2 separate regions of the Homo sapiens genome follow, and region 2 is linked to region 1. The links are chromatin contacts, found by Hi-C or POLR2A ChIA-PET in ENCODE. All regions are on one chromosome and are shown on one strand. Each heading gives the region's core, a stretch centred on a gene start or an enhancer-like site at or near the end of the contact. The rest is flanking DNA. Distances are from core to core; before and after follow the strand shown.

The links. A loop is a pair of places that touch in the nucleus more often than their neighbours do. ChIA-PET counts read pairs that join two places held with the same protein, here RNA polymerase II (POLR2A). Pooled maps may share reads with other maps.
Region 2: a map of PC-9 shows a loop between it and region 1 (4-fold over the local background). The contact joins the promoter of SLPI here to the enhancer-like site in region 1. A Hi-C loop is called at or near these places in 6 of 168 maps with a recorded cell type or tissue (Calu3, PC-3, PC-9 and 3 more) and 2 of 50 pooled maps. POLR2A ChIA-PET finds 5 or more read pairs at or near these places in 6 of 52 experiments (A673, GM12878, HCT116 and 3 more).

The regions. Positions count from the first base shown.
Region 1 is chr20:45,290,212-45,294,915 of GRCh38, reverse strand. MATN4 (matrilin 4) reads left to right here. Exons shown (of 10, transcript NM_001393530.1): 9 at 901-1,008; 10 at 1,091-1,466. The coding sequence ends at 1,149. It overlaps LOC105372630 (a long non-coding RNA gene), which reads right to left. Exons shown (of 3, transcript XR_936763.3): 3 at 4,564-4,704. Among named protein-coding and RNA genes, the nearest start is that of RBPJL, 14 kb to the left of the region's middle. RefSeq lists a silencer at 1,029-1,088. Within about 2 kb of position 1,320, at least 15 of the 41 ENCODE cell types and tissues checked have a DNase peak (open chromatin) inside an H3K27ac peak, as active enhancers do; they include A673, where a contact is called at or near this core.
Region 2 is chr20:45,251,114-45,256,045 of GRCh38, reverse strand. SLPI (secretory leukocyte peptidase inhibitor) reads left to right here and starts at 1,482. Exons shown (of 4, transcript NM_003064.4): 1 at 1,482-1,587; 2 at 2,313-2,471; 3 at 2,895-3,044; 4 at 3,627-3,807. The coding sequence starts at 1,503. The coding sequence ends at 3,631. The region is part of intron 2 of LOC105372630 (a long non-coding RNA gene); the gene reads right to left.

The DNA of each region.
Region 1 (4,704 bases), core at 71-2,570:
GGTTTGTGCTCCCATGAGAATCTAACAATGCCACTGATCTGACAGGAAAGGAGCTCAGGTTGTAATAGGAGCAATGAGGAGCAGCTATAAATACAGATGAAGCTCCCTTGCATGCTGGCTGCTCACCTCCTGCTGTGTGGCCCAGTTCCTAACAGGCCATGGGCTGGTACTGGTCCATGTAATGTGCTGGTACTGGTCCATGGCCTGGGGATTGGGGACCCCTGCTGTAAAGTATTTACTTGAACCAGGCAGTGTTCTAGATCTGTGCTTTTTCAAAAAGGTAGGCAGTACCTATTTAATTACAATTGATTAAAATAAAATACATTTTAGTCCTTTAGTAGCACCAGTCATATTTGAAGTGTTAAACAGCCACATGTGGCTTGTAGCTACTGCTTTGGACAGGGCAGATGTAGAACACTTTCATCATTGCATAAAATTTTATTTGGAGAGTGCTACACAAAGTGTGGTCCACAGACCAGGAGCATCAGCATCATTTGGGAGCTTATTAGAAATGTACCTTCTGAGCTTCTTCTCCATTCTGAAGCAGAATCTATATTTTAACAAGCTCTCCTGATGATTCCAATGAGCATTAAGGTTTGAGAAACAGTCTTGTAAGTTGTGCGTGAGCACACACACACACACACACGTACACAGGTGAATGAATCCTCGAAGCCACTAATGCGTACACTCTTTCATTATATCCATTTTATAGATGAGAAAACTGAGCTTAGAAAGGTTAGTGAGTTTTTCAGTATCTCACAGCTACTTAGCTTGGGACTCAGCCCAGGTCTCTCTAAATCCAAAGCCCATATACTCAACCATAGGCCCAGTGCAGGGAAATCAGAGGGCCAAAGCTAGGGCAATTTCTCATCCCCCTGACCCTCTGTGTCCGGCTTGCAGAGGAGGGCATCAGCGCAGGGACAGAGCTTCGGAGCCCATGCGAATGCGAAAGCCTCGTGGAGTTCCAGGGCCGCACGCTGGGGGCGCTCGAGAGCCTGACGCTGAACCATATCCTTTGGGGCTGGTGGCGCGGGCTGGAGGGAAAGTGAAGGGACCTCGGCGAACCCCAACGGCCTCCTTAACCGCTCACTGGCCCAGCTGACGGCGCGCCTGGAGGATCTGGAGAACCAGCTGGCCAACCAGAAGTGAGGGCCACGGACGGCCCAGACCCGGGCTGGGGCGCGGCACCACGGACGGTGCCCCTTGCGCGCCATCGGTGCGCCGGGGCCAGGCAGAACCTGGGCCCGTCCGGCTTGGGCTGTCGGGGCGGAGGCGCTGGCGGGCTTCCGGCATTGAGCTGAGTTGGCCTCGCCCGGACCATTAGGCGGACTGCGGCGTCAGGGGGATAGCGGGTGGTGAGGGAAGGGGCACGTGCTAGACCGGCACGCCCTCGCCGCGTGCTGCGCTCAGTTCTTTGTTGGATTTCTTGTTTGTGTTCTTAAAAAAATAAAAAAAACTGATTTCCACGGGGTCCGTTTTTGGGTCTTGCTGCGCCGCCTGGGGGAGGGGAAGCCAGACGGAGCGTGCTGTGGCGGCGCCCGGGCGGCGTCTCCTTGGAGAAAGGCGCATTGTGCGGGGGTCGGGCTCGGGGGCAGGAGACCCGGCGCTGCTTCCCCCTGCTTGTTTATTCAGCCGAGAACAGATGGCTCCTTATGCAGGCTGCGGGAAGGGAGGGGGCTCAACAGGAATCCTTGGGGTCTGAGTAAGTCTGCGCCACTCCATTCCCCAGCGGACTGAACGCTTCGCTCCCGGCCACGCCTATCCCATGATGCCCCCAAATCTGGCTCAAAAGCTGCTAGTACTGAGCGCTGGTAAGGGGTGCGGGGGTGGCGTTGGTGGGAAAGTGAGAGGCAGTAATTGAACCCCTAAATGGATGGGGTGGGAGTGGATAGATGAGCTTTGACCGATTTTAACTCTCTCCTGCACTAGGTAGGAAGAGAAGGAGGTATCAGCTAGGACCCCTGTCTGTCCAGCCTGTGGCCTTCCTTCTGTCATCTTATCAACCCCTCCCAAAACACCTCTATCAGCAAAGAACACAAACCAGTACCATTTCCCGAGTGCATGTAAGAAACAACGAAGTTTAAAATGCTTCCAGTCCTAGAGTGATTTGGGGAAAATTATTTTGTGTTTGTTTCCTCATCTGCAAAGTGGAGACTGGAATTGTTACCCCCAAGCGTGATGGGGAGAATCAAGGACATTCTTCTAAGGCATGTGCCTTGTACCTATCCCTCAATTAATGGTAGCTATTAACTGTTCTTATAGTAACAGCTAACATATTTAGTGTTGGGCATTATTGTAACTGATTTGCAGGTATTTTCATTTTATACTTGGAACCAGTGAAATAAGAATTATTGCCTTTATCATCCCCATTTTACAGATGAGGACACTGAGACACAGAAAGGTTAAGTTTCCAACAGTAACATAACCAGTACGAAGCTGAACCAGGATGTTTCCTATGGCTGCTCTAATAAGTTACCACAAATTGAGTGGCTAGCAACACACATTTATTACCTTACAGTTTTTAGGTCAGAAGTCTAAGATGTGTTGGCAAGGCTTTATTCCTTCTAGAGGCTTTTGTTTCCTGGCCTTTTCCAGCTTCTAGAGGCTACCTGAATTCCTTGGGTCATGGCCCTACATCACTTCAGACTCAGTTTCCATCAGCACATCTCTTTCTCTGACTCTGACCTTCCCGTCTCTGTCTTATAAGGACCCTTCTGTTTATATTGGCATGACCTTGATAATCAAAGATAATCCCATCTCAAGCTATCTTTTTTTTTTTTTGAGATGGAGTTTTTGCTCTTGTTGCCCAGGCTGGAGTGCAATGGTGCGATCTCGGCTCACTGCAACCTCCGCCTCCTGGGTTCAAGCGATTCTCCTGCCTCAGCCTCCTGAGTAGCTGGGATTACAGGTGTATGCCACCACTCCCAGCTAATTTTTTGTATTTTTAGTAGAAACAGAGTTTCTCCATGTTGGTCAGGCTGGACTTGAACTTCCGACCTCAGGTGATCCGCCTGCCTCAGCCTCCCAAAGTGTTGGGATTACAGGCGTGAGCCACCGCGCCCAGCCTCAAGCTCTCTATCTTAACCACATCTGCAAAGTCCCTTTTGTCGTGTGAGGTGAAATCACAGGTGCCGGGGATTAAAATGTGTACATCTTTGTGGGGAAGGCCATTCTGCCTACCACATGGGGCTTGAAGCCAGGCTGACTGACTTCAGAGCAGCTGCTCTTAAGTACTCTGTGCCGGGCACCTTGCTAGGCTTGGTGAAGAGGGAGAAACTGATGATTGAGAAAAACTCTTGAGCTGAGGAAGCTCCGGGCTAGAAGGGCTGAGGTCCACCTGACTGTTGCAGAAAGAGGGAACTTCAGATGAGAGGAGGGAGAAATCCTGGAGAGGTGATCCTTAAACGGTGGCTGGAATTTCCGCAGGAGGCCATGGAAGACTTTACAGGTGAGTGAAGCTTGAACTATGCGTGGTCAGGAGGGACTGGAGTATGGGGGGATGGGAATGATCATCTTACCTGGCCATGAGGATCAGATGAGCTAAAGACCTATGGACTTGGCATGTGACCTCACCTTGCCTTACCATTCATTTTACAGTTGGGGAAACTGAGGCCTAGAGGCCAGAGTTGCCTGCCCAAGGTCACACAGAGAGAAAACATCAGTTGCACCAGGAAGAAGCCTAGTGGGGAGGTCAAACTGGAGCAGGGTAGTCAACTGATAGGGGGCACTGAGGGCAAAGGCCAGGCTCCTTCCTTCCTCTTCCCTGGAGTTGGCAGGCACTGGCTTCTCTGGGGTTTCTTTTCTCATGCTTTTTTCTCTTGCAATCTCCCTAATGGCCACTGGATGGCGCCGGGAGCACTGATTTGGAGCTGGGTCCTAGAGCCTTCGCAGGCCGTTGGCATCTGGCACTTGGGCTGCAGAGCCTGTCCTCCCTTAATTCCCCGACTCTGGCAGCCCCACCACCGAAGTCTACAAGCTGCTTCTGTTCCCATGCAGTGGCCCCATAGTCCTGGATTTGAAGACCAGCCCTGCTACTTACCAGGTGTGTGTTGGTGTTGACAGGTACTGGTTCCCTTTCTCACTTCTTGATTCCTTTCTCTCATTTCCCTTTCCTCCTACCAGCTTAACCCTGCTGGATACAGGGAATTCCTGTTCCCTAACCATGCCCCACATAAGGTCAGCTAGCGCTTGCTTCTTTGTTTATACCCCCATCTTACGTTATGGGATAGAAGACTTACAAAGGACCCGTGAATTCAGGAAAACAAACATCCATTAACTCAAGAACAGAAAGTGAGAACCCAAGTAACAGTGTGAGGAGAGTAACACTGCCAAGAAAGCTTAGATGGAGAAGGCACCGAGCCCGAACAAAGACCCCCGGGCCCGGGTCTTTTGGTACCCAGGCAAGCACGGGTTTATGTGGCTTTCAGAGCCTGTTAAGATCAGGAATAAAGCACGTAGATATTGGGGGAGTCCTGAGCCCAGGTGTGTGGAGAGAACTCAGCGCCCTCAGCCTTCTTGGTTCCCTGGAGAGTTTGAATCATTAAAAAACGACAATATCTTCCCTAGTGGTTAGCAGAGATGCCACTTCTGGAGCTGTTTCTTAGACTTAGTAACATGAACTAGGCATGGCCTTGGGTGGGAAAGGGCAGGGCAGGAAGGGCCTGTAACTTCAGCCAAGTGCTGGACTCGCTTTCTGAATTTCAC
Region 2 (4,932 bases), core at 233-2,732, 39 kb after region 1:
TGTGGAATACTTAAATACTTCATGTGGGGCCATCGCTACTTGATAATGAGTGGGTCTTTCATGTCTGTGGAAAGTTCCACAAACCTTCACCTTAGGAATGAATGGGAGAATTCCAAGCATGAAGATAATGAGTCAAGAGCTTGGAGTTTGTAGCTAGATGAGCTTTGGTTGAATTTTATTTTATTTTATTTTTTTAAGACAGGGTATCGCTCTGTCCCCCAAGCTGGAATGCAGTGGCACAATCATGGCTCACTGCAGCCTCAAACTCCTGGGCTAAAGCGATCCTCCTGGCTCAGCCTCCCAAGTAGCTGGGACTACAGGCATACGTACGTCATCATGCCTGGCTAATTTTTTACATTTTTTTGTAGAGATGGGGTCTCAATATGTGGCCAGGGCTGGTCTCAAACTCCTACTCTCAAGGAATCCATACACCTCAGCCTCCTGGGCAGCTGAGACAGCAAGTGTGCGACCCTACACTCAGCTATGGGCTGAATTTTAGAGATAATGGTCGCTCTCTTTATAATTAGAAGCAACCTATGCAGACTGGGTAGCAAATAGAATGGGTTTAATTTTTTGCTGTCATGTGAGATCTGTAAGGGATTTTGGGGAATTTTAGGAAGCAATCCTCTAAGATCTCAAATTATCTCACAGCTAAATGTAGATTACAGTGACTGATGAGCTGCTTTCCCCCTTTATCTCAGATTCATTTCAATTCTCTTTAGTGGGAAGGGATACTATTCATTTGTTCTTTTCATTCAGAGTCCCTTCATGCCCTTAATTTCATAACCCTCTGAGAAGGGCTGACTTGTTAGTATCATTTCATTTCACAGCTGAGACAACTGAGCTCCAGAGAGATTTGTGGAGAGCGGAGCTCTTCTTCAGCTTTCATTTGTGAGTGCTTTTCCTGTGTCAGGCACAGAACAGGCACTGGGGATATAACGGTGTAAATATTTCAGGGAACTAAGTATCAGTTGGTTGAACGAGCTGAACTTTTGAGAAAGAAACTGCATTGAGTAATCAGCAGAGTTTCACAATGCCTGAGAGTCCAGTAATGTGAGAATCAGAATTAGCAATGTGAGAATAGAATGTATTGCACAAAGTCTCAGCAGGGAGTCTGTGTCTGGTTTTAGTTCCAGGTCCGGGTAGCACCTTTGCAATTGACCACTTCTTCCCTCTCTCCACCTATAAGGCTAATGGCCTGGGATCTTGTGATGTTTAGGGCTCAGATGGACACTGAGATGGCCTCTTTAATCAACCAACTTCCCAGGCCAATCTCTTCCCTTTCTTTTCTGATAGTTGCTGTGTTGGCCTCATAGCCTTACCTGGCATAGGAAAGATAAACAATCTCCTTGGTGTCAGGATTTCTGGTCTCTGGCTACGTTTCCTGCTTATGCAATAGTAGCTGGGAGAGGCCGAAAGAATTCTGGTGGGGCCACACCCACTGGTGAAAGAATAAATAGTGAGGTTTGGCATTGGCCATCAGAGTCACTCCTGCCTTCACCATGAAGTCCAGCGGCCTCTTCCCCTTCCTGGTGCTGCTTGCCCTGGGAACTCTGGCACCTTGGGCTGTGGAAGGCTCTGGAAAGTGTAAGTTGGAGTCACTCTGGTCTAATCTGGGCTGCAGGGTCAGAGGTGGGGTCTCCTTGTGGTGTGGGTGTGTCCCCTTCTGTAGGCTCTGATCCCTCAGCTTAGTTTCGGGAGACCTCCCTGAGGGTGGAATACATGTCTGGCTGAGCTCCAAGGTTTGTGTGACAGTTTGAGCTTCTGGAAATGCTTCCTCTATGCAGCCATGCTGTCAGCCCAGGTCCCACTCTCTCTCTCTCTCTCTCTCTCTCTCTCTCTCTCTCATACTCCGCCTTCTTCTTCACCTGTCTGCGACTCTCAAATCATTAGTTTCTGACTCTGCTTCCTTGTGTCTTTGCTTCTGCTATTTTGTCTCTGTGCTTCTGCCTTGGGCTTTAGCTCTCAACTTCTCTCACACTGGTTCTATTTATCTTTGTTTACCTCTCTCCATCTCCATCACTCCCAGCCTTCCTCTCTGCCTTTGTGTAGCCTTGTTTTGCTCTTGGGTGGGAGGTCTTGACTAGAAGCCTGCTGCCCTTTTCTTGGGTGTGAAACGTCCCCTGTCCATTTGTCTAATTTAATCAAGCCCATCAATACACCTGGAGATCAGGCAGGCATGACCCTTTGGGCTTTGTGGACAGCTACTGAGGTAAGGGTCTCTCCCCCTCAAAAGTGGTGCTTTGTTCAGGAGGCATGATGGGTCCTCAGTACCCAGCCTCCTCCTGACCTCTTGACTTTCTCTTCAAAAGCCTTCAAAGCTGGAGTCTGTCCTCCTAAGAAATCTGCCCAGTGCCTTAGATACAAGAAACCTGAGTGCCAGAGTGACTGGCAGTGTCCAGGGAAGAAGAGATGTTGTCCTGACACTTGTGGCATCAAATGCCTGGATCCTGTTGACACCCCAAACCCAAGTAAGCAGGTCGGGGAACTGGGTAGAGAGGAGTGAGCCTGGGGACACAGCATTAGAGGGATGGAACTGGGTGATGGGTCCTGCCAGGCCTCCTTGTCAATCCGTCAGTGAGTCACACTGCCCTAAGCAGGAAGGTAGCCAGCAGCTGGTGAAGCAGCGGGCATTTAGATAGCCAGGTAGTTGGAAGCCTCCCACCTAGTCAGCACTGGGTGGCTGGCCACCTGCATCAATGGGGGGCCTGAAGTTCTAGGAGAGCCAGGTGCTATGTTTGGGGGCCGCCTTAGGGAGAAGGTGGTGGTGATAGAGGTGGGGAGGGGATGATCCCCCCTGCTGAAGCTGGAGCAGGGGCTCACTCTAAAAAGTGGGGATGGGAGGGGTTGTATAAAGTACAAGGCCTCTGACCGGTAGCCTCACTCTCACCCAGCAAGGAGGAAGCCTGGGAAGTGCCCAGTGACTTATGGCCAATGTTTGATGCTTAACCCCCCCAATTTCTGTGAGATGGATGGCCAGTGCAAGCGTGACTTGAAGTGTTGCATGGGCATGTGTGGGAAATCCTGCGTTTCCCCTGTGAAAGGTAAGCAGGGGATGAGGGCACACTGAGCTCCCTCCAGCCCTCTCAGCCTCAACCCTCTGGAGGCCCAGGCATATGGGCAGGGGGACTCCTGAACCCTACTCCAAGCACAGCCTCTGTCTGACTCCCTTGTCCTTCAAGAGAACTGTTCTCCAGGTCTCAGGGCCAGGATTTCCATAGGATCGCCTGTGGCTTTGATTCTATTCTAGTGTCTCTGGGTGGGGGTCCTGGGCAAGTGTCTTTCTGAGTCTCAGTTTCTTTATCGGTAAAATGTACATAATGAGATTGAAAGTGCTCTGCAAAGCACTATGTGCACTAAGAATTTATTATTCAGGTTGTTTCCATCATGTTTTCTGAGGTGAAATCACAAAGGATCAGTGGAGTTTGAGGATTATCTAGTTCAATGCTTTGAGTTTAGAGTTTTACGGTGAAAATGAGACTTGTCTCCTGACACTAAGTCTCTCTCAACTATAGCGCTATCTTGCTATTTTCTCTATCTCAGAAGGATCCTTGGGCAGGAGGAAGGATGTGGATATGATTTGGCTGGTTTCTATGCTGAAGCTCTTATCTGATTTTCTCTCACAGCTTGATTCCTGCCATATGGAGGAGGCTCTGGAGTCCTGCTCTGTGTGGTCCAGGTCCTTTCCACCCTGAGACTTGGCTCCACCACTGATATCCTCCTTTGGGGAAAGGCTTGGCACACAGCAGGCTTTCAAGAAGTGCCAGTTGATCAATGAATAAATAAACGAGCCTATTTCTCTTTGCACATCCTGCTTCTGTGATTCGTTGGGGGTATGAGTGGGGTGGGAAGCTGTGAGGGAAGATCTAGATATGAGGCCTCCTTCCTATGAATACGTAGTGGGAGGAAGAGGCTTAGGGACTGGGGGAACTTGAATTTATATCATGAGTGTGAAAGTGCTGACTCTGTGATTTGGGACAAGTGATTTTATCTCCTAAATTTCAATGGGATTAGGGATGTACAATAACATGAAGAATCAGAAACCTCAATTTTACTGCCTCTGGCAGGATTGTCAACTGCAGGTGAAAAACTTTCCTGAGACGAGTTTATGCATAAGAGATCCTGCCAACAGTTAAGCTATTTTAATCCAGGGGGTTTTCATCTAAAGCCATACAGAACTGTTGGGGCAGATTCCTGTGTTCACCTCTGTATGTGTTACGATATATATATTGGTTTTCACACTTGATATGTTGTAGGTCTGTCTGTTGTCTAATCCAACCAACACTCTCTGGACACTCAGAAAAATTAAGATTATCTGCAACTCACAGCAAATGGAGTCCTCAAAAAGACTAACCATGTTACGTCAGTGCCCACTCTCGATTATTTTGAAAGACTTGGAATGCCCCAAACCTCACTGGACCATTCTGCTACATACTTTTCTCACCTCCAGCAAGGGTTATTCCAGACTGAGGAACCTAGGCTCGGGCAAATACGCTACTAGGAGTGTGCCCCAAGTAGCACCTTGCAGGGGGAGGAGACCTAGCGTTGAAATGAGATAAACTCCTGGGTTACATACAGAACACATGCTGAAAAAGTGACAGTACTATTTTTTTTCTACTCTTCTTCTCCAATTTTTGGATAATGATAAACTTTTATAATCTTCCTTAGGTCAGGTTTTCTGGAAAACAGTCCCAGAGGCAAATGTTTGTGAACAGGGGGTTTGCTGGGGAGTGTCCTGGGGAGTGACACCTGTGACAGGGAAAAGAAAGCAGGGCTGACAGGCAAAAAAAGCAAAAATAGACAAGTGGGACTACCTCAAACTAAAAAGCTTGCAAAGCTAAAGACACAGCCACCACTACCAGTCTCTGCATCTTGATGGTAGTGGTCCCCTGGGCCCAGCTGCTTTCTCTTTATCTCTTGGTCTTGTGTCTT